4 separate regions of the Homo sapiens genome follow, and all the other regions are linked to region 3. A link is a loop called in an ENCODE intact Hi-C map of the cell type or tissue named here. Cell type or tissue: dorsolateral prefrontal cortex. All regions are shown on one strand.

Evidence for each region. Hi-C counts contacts between places; a loop is a spot of excess contacts. Peaks named below come from ENCODE experiments on the same cell type or tissue, not always from the same donor. Only the 100,000 strongest peaks of a DNase experiment are listed, where the experiment ranks them.
Region 1: it touches region 3 in a loop (12-fold over the local background); 74 of 110 quality-filtered maps call a loop at or near these places.
Region 2: a loop joins it to region 3, with 8 times the contacts of the local background. A loop is called at or near these places in 18 of 110 quality-filtered maps.
Region 4: a loop joins it to region 3, with 6 times the contacts of the local background. A loop is called at or near these places in 60 of 110 quality-filtered maps.

Annotation. Positions count from the first base shown.
Region 1 is chr14:29,535,968-29,538,467 of GRCh38, reverse strand. No RefSeq gene overlaps it. Among named protein-coding and RNA genes, the nearest start is that of PRKD1, 390 kb to the left of the region's middle. In dorsolateral prefrontal cortex, a CTCF peak has its summit at 1,363 (motif pointing right); no DNase peak of the experiment used is centred here.
Region 2 is chr14:30,442,311-30,444,810 of GRCh38, reverse strand. All of the region lies in intron 3 of G2E3-AS1 (G2E3 antisense RNA 1), which reads left to right. All of the region lies in intron 3 of LOC112267868 (a long non-coding RNA gene), which reads left to right. Among named protein-coding and RNA genes, the nearest start is that of G2E3, 120 kb to the left of the region's middle. In dorsolateral prefrontal cortex, CTCF peaks have their summits at 1,000 and 1,206 (motif pointing right); no DNase peak of the experiment used is centred here.
Region 3 is chr14:28,752,858-28,755,357 of GRCh38, reverse strand. The region is part of intron 2 of FOXG1-AS1 (FOXG1 antisense RNA 1); the gene reads left to right. Among named protein-coding and RNA genes, the nearest start is that of FOXG1-AS1, 11 kb to the left of the region's middle. In dorsolateral prefrontal cortex, CTCF peaks have their summits at 732 and 939 (motif pointing left); a DNase peak (open chromatin) is centred at 947; H3K4me3 peaks cover 790 bases; H3K27ac peaks cover 822 bases.
Region 4 is chr14:30,213,082-30,215,581 of GRCh38, reverse strand. No RefSeq gene overlaps it. Among named protein-coding and RNA genes, the nearest start is that of PRKD1, 290 kb to the right of the region's middle. In dorsolateral prefrontal cortex, CTCF peaks have their summits at 749 and 950 (motif pointing right); no DNase peak of the experiment used is centred here.

The DNA.
Region 1 (2,500 bases), 780 kb before region 3:
TTGGTCTCGAACTCCTGACCTCAGGTAATCTGCCCACCTCGGCCTCCCAACATGCTGGGATTACAGGCGTGAGCCACTGTGCCTGGCTGAAGACTTCTTAACATGGAAGCTGAGAGATAAAGAAGGTATCAGCTAGTGACAGGTGACACAGCAGCCAGGTAGAGAGGAGAGGTGTTTCAGGCAGAAGAAATAAAAGCATGTACAATGGCCTGAAGAGTGAAAGCATGATTCACTCAGGCAATTGGGAAGTTCATTATGGCTGAAACACAGTATTTGAAAAAGAGAATATGGAGAAATAAAGGACAAGAAGTACACAGTCAGATTATGGAAGGGTTTATACAAAATTTTAGGAAGTTGAGATTTCATGTCAATTAAGCACTCATAGAATGGGACAGAGGGAAGGTAAGGAAAATAATAGTGTGCTCTTCTACTGCAAAATATAAACACACACACACACACACGTTCATTTTGTATCTCTCAGTCTAAAGAGGCTAAGAATCCCAGGAGTTACTGTAAAGTTATGATTCTCTCATTAATATTCTTTGACATGCTTAAATAACAACTGTGACAAAACAGTTAACAATTATTGTGTGTTTATTATGTTATGACACTATTCTAAAACTTTATACCTGTGATTTCCTTTAACACTCAGAATAACTCCTTAATACTCTGGGGTGATTGCTATTATCTGCAACTTACAGATAAGGAAAACTTAGCCACAGGGAAGTAAATGACTTGCTCAAGGACATATAACTAGTAGGTGGTAAAGGTTTTTTTTAAAAAGGGGAACAGTTGCTTTTCCTTACCACTTATAGAGGCAGGTGGGGAAAAGACCAGGGATCAACATTAATATAGAACACAAATGATAAAGGCTATGCTGATAAGCTAGCTTTATAAAAAAGCAACAAATTGTGCATGCACCTTATGCTATGGCATAGAGACCAAGTTTAGCAAATGGATGAATAAAGCATGTTGAAACCAATGTAATCACAAACACAACAATTAAATTGCTTTTCTGTAGGGAAAATTTGACAAAAAAAATTTTTAATGTCAAAGGAGACATAGAAACTAAAAAAAAAAAAAAAAAAAGAAAAGAAACTTGAATCCAAACAGGTCAGGAACCAGTAAGTCAAAGCAATGCCTTGTGCCTCCATTTTCCTAAATTAAGAATAAAGTTATACCTTATTTTATTACCATATTGGAGTGTTTAAGAATTATGCATCAGACAACCATTTGAAAATAGTCTATACTATAATTCTAAATGAGAAAGGACAAAAAGTTATTTGAGTCAAATTTCTAAGTCTAGTTTAAATAGAAAAAATAATTAATTTTTAAGAAAAAATATGCTCTGGTTGTTTGATACCAGCAGATGGCACCCTAACAAAATAATTTGTGTGCCATATGTGAACTTTTTACAGCCCTCTGTACCCTCAAATACCAGTCAAGTTCACTGTGTCCAGACAGGGTAGGAAAGAGAAAAACCAAAGTCAAAACTTCCTGTTTTCAAATCAAATAATTTTTATTTTGGGAAGAAAGAGTAGAAAAAGAATTTTCTGTATTAGTCTTCATTTTGTGAATACCAAGTTAGCTTGAATCACTGTTGCAAGAAAATCCCCTATAAATCTGCATTAAAATCCCATTATAAAAAACAACAAGACTACATTTAAAGGAATAAAATGGGCTGATCCATATATTTTCCAGCACCACCCCCCAATAAAAGGATGTTAGAGAAACAAATAGTCTTTCTGAATGCTTCAGCTGTCAGAGATGAAATAATGCTGGAGATTTTTTAAAAACAGTTTGAGAAGGACTTAAACATTAAGTTTGCATTAAGACTACTGCCACAATACCCATTTCAATTTCAGGCCTATTCAATTTGAATTGTTCAAAATAGATAATGGGTGTTTGAATTTCACACTCTTCTCTTCTCCCGCTCCCCACTATTCTTGTGATTATTGTTATTTTTAAAGCAAATATAGGATATTATGTCGAGATCATGAAAAAGTGGGTCTACAAGGGATGAGTGTGATCCTGTTTTGGCGAGAGTCAGGGTTACCACTTTTTCTTTCTTCTTCTTTTTGTCTCCTCTTTCTTAATTCCTGGCACAGTTATGTGCCATCTAATGAATGACATCTTGGTCAACTACTGACCACATATACTACAATGGTCCCATAAGATTATAATATCATATTTTTACTGTACCTTTTCTATTTTTAGGTATGTTTAGATAAAAAATACCATTACATTACAATTTCTTACTGTATTCAGTACGGTAACATAGGCTATTTCATATAGCCTAGATGTGTCCTAGGCTACACCATCTAGATTCGGGTGAGTACAAGCTATGATGTTCCCACAAGGATGAAATCACCCAGTGACGCACTTCTCAGAACATCCCTGTCGTTAGGTGACACATGACTACATTCGATTTAAGAATTCAGCCAGATTTGACAGGGCGTGGTGGCTCATGCCTGTAATCCCAGCACTTTGGGAGGCCGAG
Region 2 (2,500 bases), 1.7 Mb before region 3:
ATTGCTTTTTCTTAGTCCAGGCCTTACTGTCTCCCCCCTGAATTGCTACAACAGCCCACTGGCTGGTCTTTTCCTCTGCTGTTCATTTTCCACACTTCAGTCAGCATGATTTTATAAAATGCTAATGTAATCATGTTACTAAAAAAGAAGTTTTAGTGGGTTTTCATAACCTCCATGATAAAGATCTTCAGCCATCTGCTTCTGCTCACCTTTCTAGTCACATCTTCTGAAGTGATGACTTTTCTCCAGGGATACCAGCCTACACCAGGCCATTCCATGCTTCTTGTTTTCGTCTAGGCTTTCTTCTATGTGAAACACCCTTCATTCTTACTCACTTTTCCAAGTCCTACACAGGCATTATCTTCTGTTTGAAGATTTTCCATTTACCTATTCTCTAAATACCTCCCTCCTTTGTTACAGTTCACAGGCTGATCATAATTCCATTGTCTTAAACAATATTTAAATCTTCCCTATCAGACTACTCGTGTCTTACGGTAAGGTCTGGGTCTCACTCATTTACGATACCCTTAGTGTCTGATAATATAGTAAGTCCTTAAAATTTTGTAGATGTAAAACACATTTTTAACATTTCTATAAATAACATGGTCTTTTTGTGTATTGTGCTAATAAAAGAACTTTATTGGAACCATGTTTTTCTATCATTCATGGATTGCCATACAGGATTCACAGAATTGTTGGCTTGCTGCATCCTACTTTGAAAAATAAGTGATGATATAGTTCTCTGCCTCTCATAACTAAGATTATTTTTCATACCTGATAAATACAAAAACTGCTCACATAATGTTAAAAAAATTAGGATATAAAATTATATATTTATAATAACCAAACTTAGTAAAAAAAACAACACCAACAAGAATATATTATGAAGCTTAGAAGAAAAGACATACAATATCACTGGTGTTTACTTGCGGGTGGAAGGATTATGGATAATTTTATTTTCTTGTATGTTTTTGCGTATTCCAAATTCTTTACAAAGACCGTGTATTTTATAATTAGAACAGATTTGTTCACAGTAATTGGGGTGGATTTTATTTTTCTTCAGAAGGCTTAGCTAAATTCGCTCACTCTTGTTACTTAGCAAAGAAGGTAGGGAATTGATGATTTAGCCATCTTCTAAACACTTTCCCTTTGCTATAGGATTTAAAGTTAACTCAGGAAGGTAGGCTGAAGTCGCTATTTCCACTAGATGTCACCAAACTACTGGCAATAGTAGCTCAAACGCTCTGTGCATATTCAGTTTTTAGAAACATTTAAACCCCATTATTCAGTATTCCTCGTTATCACACAAAGCATTTAAAATTTGAAGAATTAGTAAGAAAATGCATATTACATAAGGTTCTGGCCCTTTATATAACAAGTGAAGGCTTATATGGATCTTTTGACTTTATGTAATCCATATTTTATTAGCTTCTTAATATAAATGTGAGGAGAAAATTAATATCAGGGGCCCTGTTTAAAATGCTTAAAAATTATTTCCAGATGATTTTCAGCTCTCCTTTTATATAATACGTGGAGTAAAAAAAGGACAGAATCCTGCAACTCCTTTCTGAACAATATTTTTTAGCCTAATATAGCTTTCATCATTGAATGTCTTTTAGTCATGGTTAATGAATAAAAATCTCTTATAGTATTGGGATGATTTTTAGGACATTTTAATTTATTACGGTAAAGCTGTTTATAGTTCATTTTATATGTCAGAAAACAAAGGAAATAACTTTTCCTTGAGGATGAAATAGATTTCTTTTCTCTAATCTAACAAAGGGCAGCTAAGAGAGCCATGTTTCTTTAAATGTATGAACCTGTTTACTGTGTAGATTAAAAATCGGTCTTTTTTTTTCTGATTGGCTCAGTTAATAACTAGAGTGAGGGGTTAGAGGAAGCTTGTTTCCAGTCATTTTGGCATACCAGTGAAAATGATTGGCCAGTCAAAAGACATTTAAATTAGGCAGTGGGCTCTTGGAAATAAACCTTTGTACTATATTCTACATTATTGCTCTCTACTGTGGTGTTTGGTTTTTTAAGATGTGTGGTACTATTTTTCTTAAACTTCACACGGGACAAGCCATAACACAACAGTTTGTAAACAAAAATCTGACTAAATTTTTTAGATTGTTTCTTTTTCTAAAATGTTTTTTTTCAATTGCTGCCCTTTCAAAATAGCAGAGGCTATTAAATAATTCCTGTTCACAGGATTTATGACTAAAATGCCTAATTTTAAATTTCTTCTGTCCTTTTAGATGGCTGTTATAACATATTCTCAGTGTAAAAACTCAAAAATAATAGAGAGCATTACAGATGACAACCATGGGTTTACTTGTGATAAAATAGTCACTCTTCGTTCAGAAACAATGAAGACCAAACCAAATCAGCAAGCTCCCATCAGCATCCACATATCTTAGGTAATTTCTGCAACATTTTTAAACAGAGGAAGATAAATGACATTGATCATCACATTTCAAATGTTATCAACCCAAAACAA
Region 3 (2,500 bases):
TTCCCCTCTTTCTCTTGCCTGCCAATCCGTCAAGCGGGGTGGTGAATTTTTGGTTTTCTCTAGAGAGCAGGACTATGGAAGCTTCAGCGTAGATTGGTTGCCTCTCTTAGTTAACTTGCCTTCTTCTTCTTCTTTTTTTTTTCCCCCAGTCATGACTTTCCTTTCTCCTCACCTTAGTCGGTGAAAGCAGTTGGGGATTGCCCTCACAGTCCTTCTGCACCCTTCCTAGCCCCAGGCTTCTGAAGAAAACTCCACTGGCTTTCTTTTGTATTGACAGGGAAGCTGGGTTGGAGATCTCCTCTGTATTGGATTGTGTGTGGGTGTTGTGTATGCTTGTTTAGTTTTAATAACTTTATGAGGGAGAGTCTCCTGAGCTTGTTGACATTTTTCTTCTATGGGGAGATTTTCTGGAGCACGGAATCACCTTAATTTAGATAATGACCGTCTATTAGGCTTCTTACCCTTTCAAGTAAATTTAGCCTGGGAAAATCATCTGCCCTCATGATTAATACATACCTAGTGTCCAAGGAGAAGACCATCAGGGGCAATGCAAACTGAAACTGACTTAAAGGGTAATAAATATTACCCAGTGGGTTTTGACTTAAAAAGATGAATATCGTCATTGTTCACAGCTGGAACACGTTTACTTCTTAAAAGCTGGTGAAGTGTAGACACGAGAACTGTTTTCCCGACTCTGGCTCTAGCACTCTTTTCCTATGGATCCTTAGGCAAGTTACTTCATCTTTCCAGTTTTTTCTTAATCTGGAAAATAAGTGACCTGCAATCACTAATATATAAAATATCATTCATTCATCAAATTCCCAACAACACTACCACTAAAATATAACTTTAAAAACCATAAGAATCTTTGGAAAAAATTTTTGGGGAGGTGGGGCTGGGAAGCAGGAAGAAAATCTCATTCTAACAGCAGCAGCGACATCTAGTGCCCATAATGCTCAATAGTAGCAGTGAAGGTGTGGGATTGTTTACTGAGTTTTTGGAGGGGAGAGCCATGGAGGCTTTTCTAATAAATCTTGACTGTCTGTCGGGCACACAATAGTCTTTTGATAATAAAAAAAATTCTAAGCTTTGATTATGGTAATAAGACATAGAGAGACAACGGTTTTTACCTCAAATCTGCACATAGGGCAATTAAAGTTTGTTATGAGTATTCTTCCAATGCTTTAAATTCCATGTCAAGGAACTAGTTCTAAAAAGTAATTTTATTTTGAGGGGGGTTGCAATTTATTTACCTAATTTTCCAAATTATCACTAAATATGTTTCTACACAAATACTTAACAAAATTGAAAAAAATTTATTTTTGATATTTTCTTTTATCTGAACTAACCACTTTGATTGGAGATAATTATCTAGTGAATAGCAGGGAACATACTAAAAATAACACCATGTTTTAAGTAATCACATATATGCCCTGTCTATATTACCTTGGCTGAAAATATTTTATAATTCAAAGAAATGGAATTCCTATGTCTATATGGATTCTGTTTCTTCTTCTTACAGCAAAGATTAAATGAACTATCTGGGCACAGGAAAAATCTTAGCAATGGTAGACTGCAGAGCCCCAAACTTTTCAGAATAACAATTTCGGCATTTGCTTGGCATTTAAGATGTTAGAGAGAGAGAGAGAGTAGACCTCTTCTCATTCCCTGTGACTGTAAGCTGGCCATGTGCGTGGGTGTAGTTTGTGCATGCACTTGCTGAAGTGTGTGTTTAATTTCCTAATAGCAAAGCAGCTGATGACTACTGGTATATGGATTCATGTTTTGTAACTTTAAGGGAAACCAATTTTGTTTATTCTATTTTTCACCAATATTTCCTAGATTTTACTATAAAATTTGGTCACTGGCATGCTATCTAGCTAGTTCTAGAATAGTAAGATAAATATACAAGTTGTTAACACCTAGGGGAATTTGAGGTAGTCACAACACTTCTCTTGAACCTTAGTTTTCTTATGCACAAAATCAGAAAGTTGAATCTGCTATCCCTTATAATTCAAAAGATTTTTAAGTCAATAAATCATCAACCTTCATTTGAGAAGACTCTCTTGTGGTGTCTTCATTGTTATTTGCAACTCTTCTCTATCACTCCTGAGTTCTCTAGTTAGGCATCTCATCAGAAATGAGAATTGATGAGCCAGCCCTCCATCTTCTCTATCTTCCTGTCTTGTTCTTTCCCTTTTTCTGCTTTTAAAAATAACAAAAATCTCAGACACTCTAGTCACCATTTACTAACTCATTGGCATGCACTCAGCTCTCCCTTGCTATCCATCCAGAAAAATCATAATGTGAGATAGGACCAAACTGAACACAAAGCTGAGGCAGCTGTATTCAAGTTTTCTAACATGTTCCCATATCCTCATGGTGATGATTAATTATTATTATTATTATTATTATTATTAGGAACCAGAGCCAAAGTATTCTGGCTGCAGATAGCCCACATTTTTCTCTCTGCTTCTGTGTCCCTGTGAATAAATTTCTT
Region 4 (2,500 bases), 1.5 Mb before region 3:
AAATACAAAAAGATACAACCACGGAAGGAAGAAATTTGCTGGTAGCAGGAAAGTGTGGAGGGTTCAAGTAAAGTTCTTATATTTATTTTAACTAGAAGAGAGGTTTGTGTATAGTTAAAGGAAAAGAAAAAGAAGCATGAAAGAGGAAAGGGTTAAAGAGTAGCAAGGAGGCGGATGGTGAAGCTTCTTTGAGGCCAGAGGCAGGAAGTGATCAGAGACGCAGATGGAAAGGTTATTTTCATTTGATTTATCCACCCACTAACCGGTGTCTGATATAGTGCTTTTAGCATAGCGTGTGTGCAACACAGAGATGTGCTGATTGATTAATTGAGGAGAAGAAAGGTACTTTTGAGATCCAAGAAAAGATAAAGGGGGGGATTCAGAAAAGGATCTGGGATCTAACGAGTGACACAAATCCCGTGAGCTGAGGAGCAAGACAAATTCAGAAGCTTCACTTTTGGCCACTATAAGGAAAATGGCTGCTGTTTTAGTCAATTTTAAAGATAATGATTTTTTTAAGCCATCTGACTCCTTTGTGCCTTCTATCAGAATTGAAGTAATAGGCAAGTCATTCAGATAAAACTGTCCCTCCTGGAGGAAGAGACATGCCAAGAGAACCTTGGCCAGATGGGAGCTGTAGAAAGGGGCTCAGAGGGGCATTTTGCTTGCCCAGTCAGTTTGGATTTAAACCAGGTGCCTCCAGGGTAGGCCAGAGCTTTGCCAGTCAAGAGCAGGGGTGTAAGCTGCCATTGTGTGAAAACAAGTTAAGTTGCTTGGTTCCAGGGAATGTGGTCCAAGTGTCATAAATGCATCTGTTTAATAATGCATATCAGTAGCTCTTCCAGAATTTGGGTGCCTTGAGCTGCCTTTGTTTCCTCATTTCCAGAAAAATGAACAAGTCCGTGTCTTGACAAAAGCACTAGATGGCAGCATAGGACATCTATTCAACTGTCTCTCTCCACAGGCTGCTGGAATTTTGACAGATACAAAACGGTACCTGTGGTTTTGTGTATAAAACTGGTATAACTGTTTGTACATTTAAAAAATGTAACAATAAATTAAACATAAGGGAAAAGGGTTGCTAATAAATACAGTGTTAGACTGCATTTTTGTATACCAGGTGACAAGCCTGGGCATTCAAACCTGATTTGTGTAGGGGATGGGCAGGATGGGAAGCGAGTTGAAAGAGTTGCAAAATGTACACGCTGGGTGGTTATAGCTTCCTTGAGGGTTGTTGTTGATTTACCCATATGTCTGTGTGCATTCCATAGAGGTGAAAATTTAGGGAAGTGAGGGGTACGATATGTCTGAAAGTCTGGATACAAGGGACTTTGGAAGAAAGCAGCATTCTGTGATTCTCTGACTCACTGTTTTGATGGGTGGAAGGTGAAAGTGTGAGCTCATTATATGTGCTTTTCTTAAAGAGGCAAATAATGCCTCCCCATTTTCTTACTCATCATTTAGAAAGTGGGCCTATGAAGCCTGCACACATTGTAGCCTATAGGACTAGGCTCAGTATATACTATCATCTTTTCTCTTTAGTCTGGATTGATTCACTTCCTTGGTTAGAGCAACTGCTACCTGAGACACTAAGGGCATAGGTTTGATTCCAGTCAGAGTCAGTTGGTATGCTACAGAAAAGAAGAAAACAAACAAAAAAAAAAATCCCAGGATCGCACACGGAAAATCCACTTAACCAGCTCTACAAAGATTCTTCACCACTTCTAGAAAAGTAATTCAAAGCACACATCCTGTCAATATATATGGTCAGAAGCATTATCTTTTTATTCATTCTTTCATTGAACAAACATTTGTCATCTACTATGTGCCAAGCATTGTGCTGGGTAATGAAAGAGATCTAAAAAAACACAAAACCAAACCAAAACAAAAATAACCCAAACACTATGTAACATAATACACATCTCCTTTATTACAAAGATGATGTTAATAATAATAACTATTGGTATAATGGTTTATAGTTCCTGACACACTTTCATCCACAATATCTTATTTGGTTCTTACAATGATCCTGCCATTTGGATTTTTTTGCAGGTGAGGAACTGAGATTTAGAAATTATTAATAATTTGCCTAGATCATAGTCAATTAGTGGTATTTCCAGCACTCAAAACTAGTATTTTGATTCTAATTCCTAAACTTTTTTTACTATACCATACAATTATAAAGAAAATGCTTCATATTTTATACCATTTCAAGCTCTTTTCTGAAAACATTTTGGTCTCAGGAATCTGGGAAATTTAGATCAAAGGTTTGAATTCAAGTGCTATGTGATTATTTATCTGGTAAATACAGTTTAGAAATAAAGAAGTTTTCCACTAACTGTAGAATAAAAACCTGTAATGTGCCAAGGAAGAAAATTTCACTTTGATTTATTCTTATTTTGTTTCTTGTTTGTAAATAGGGCAAATATCATATATAAGAATGCTACTGAAACAGCATTTGTCCTACTATATATATAGAGAGAGTGTATATGGACAGAGA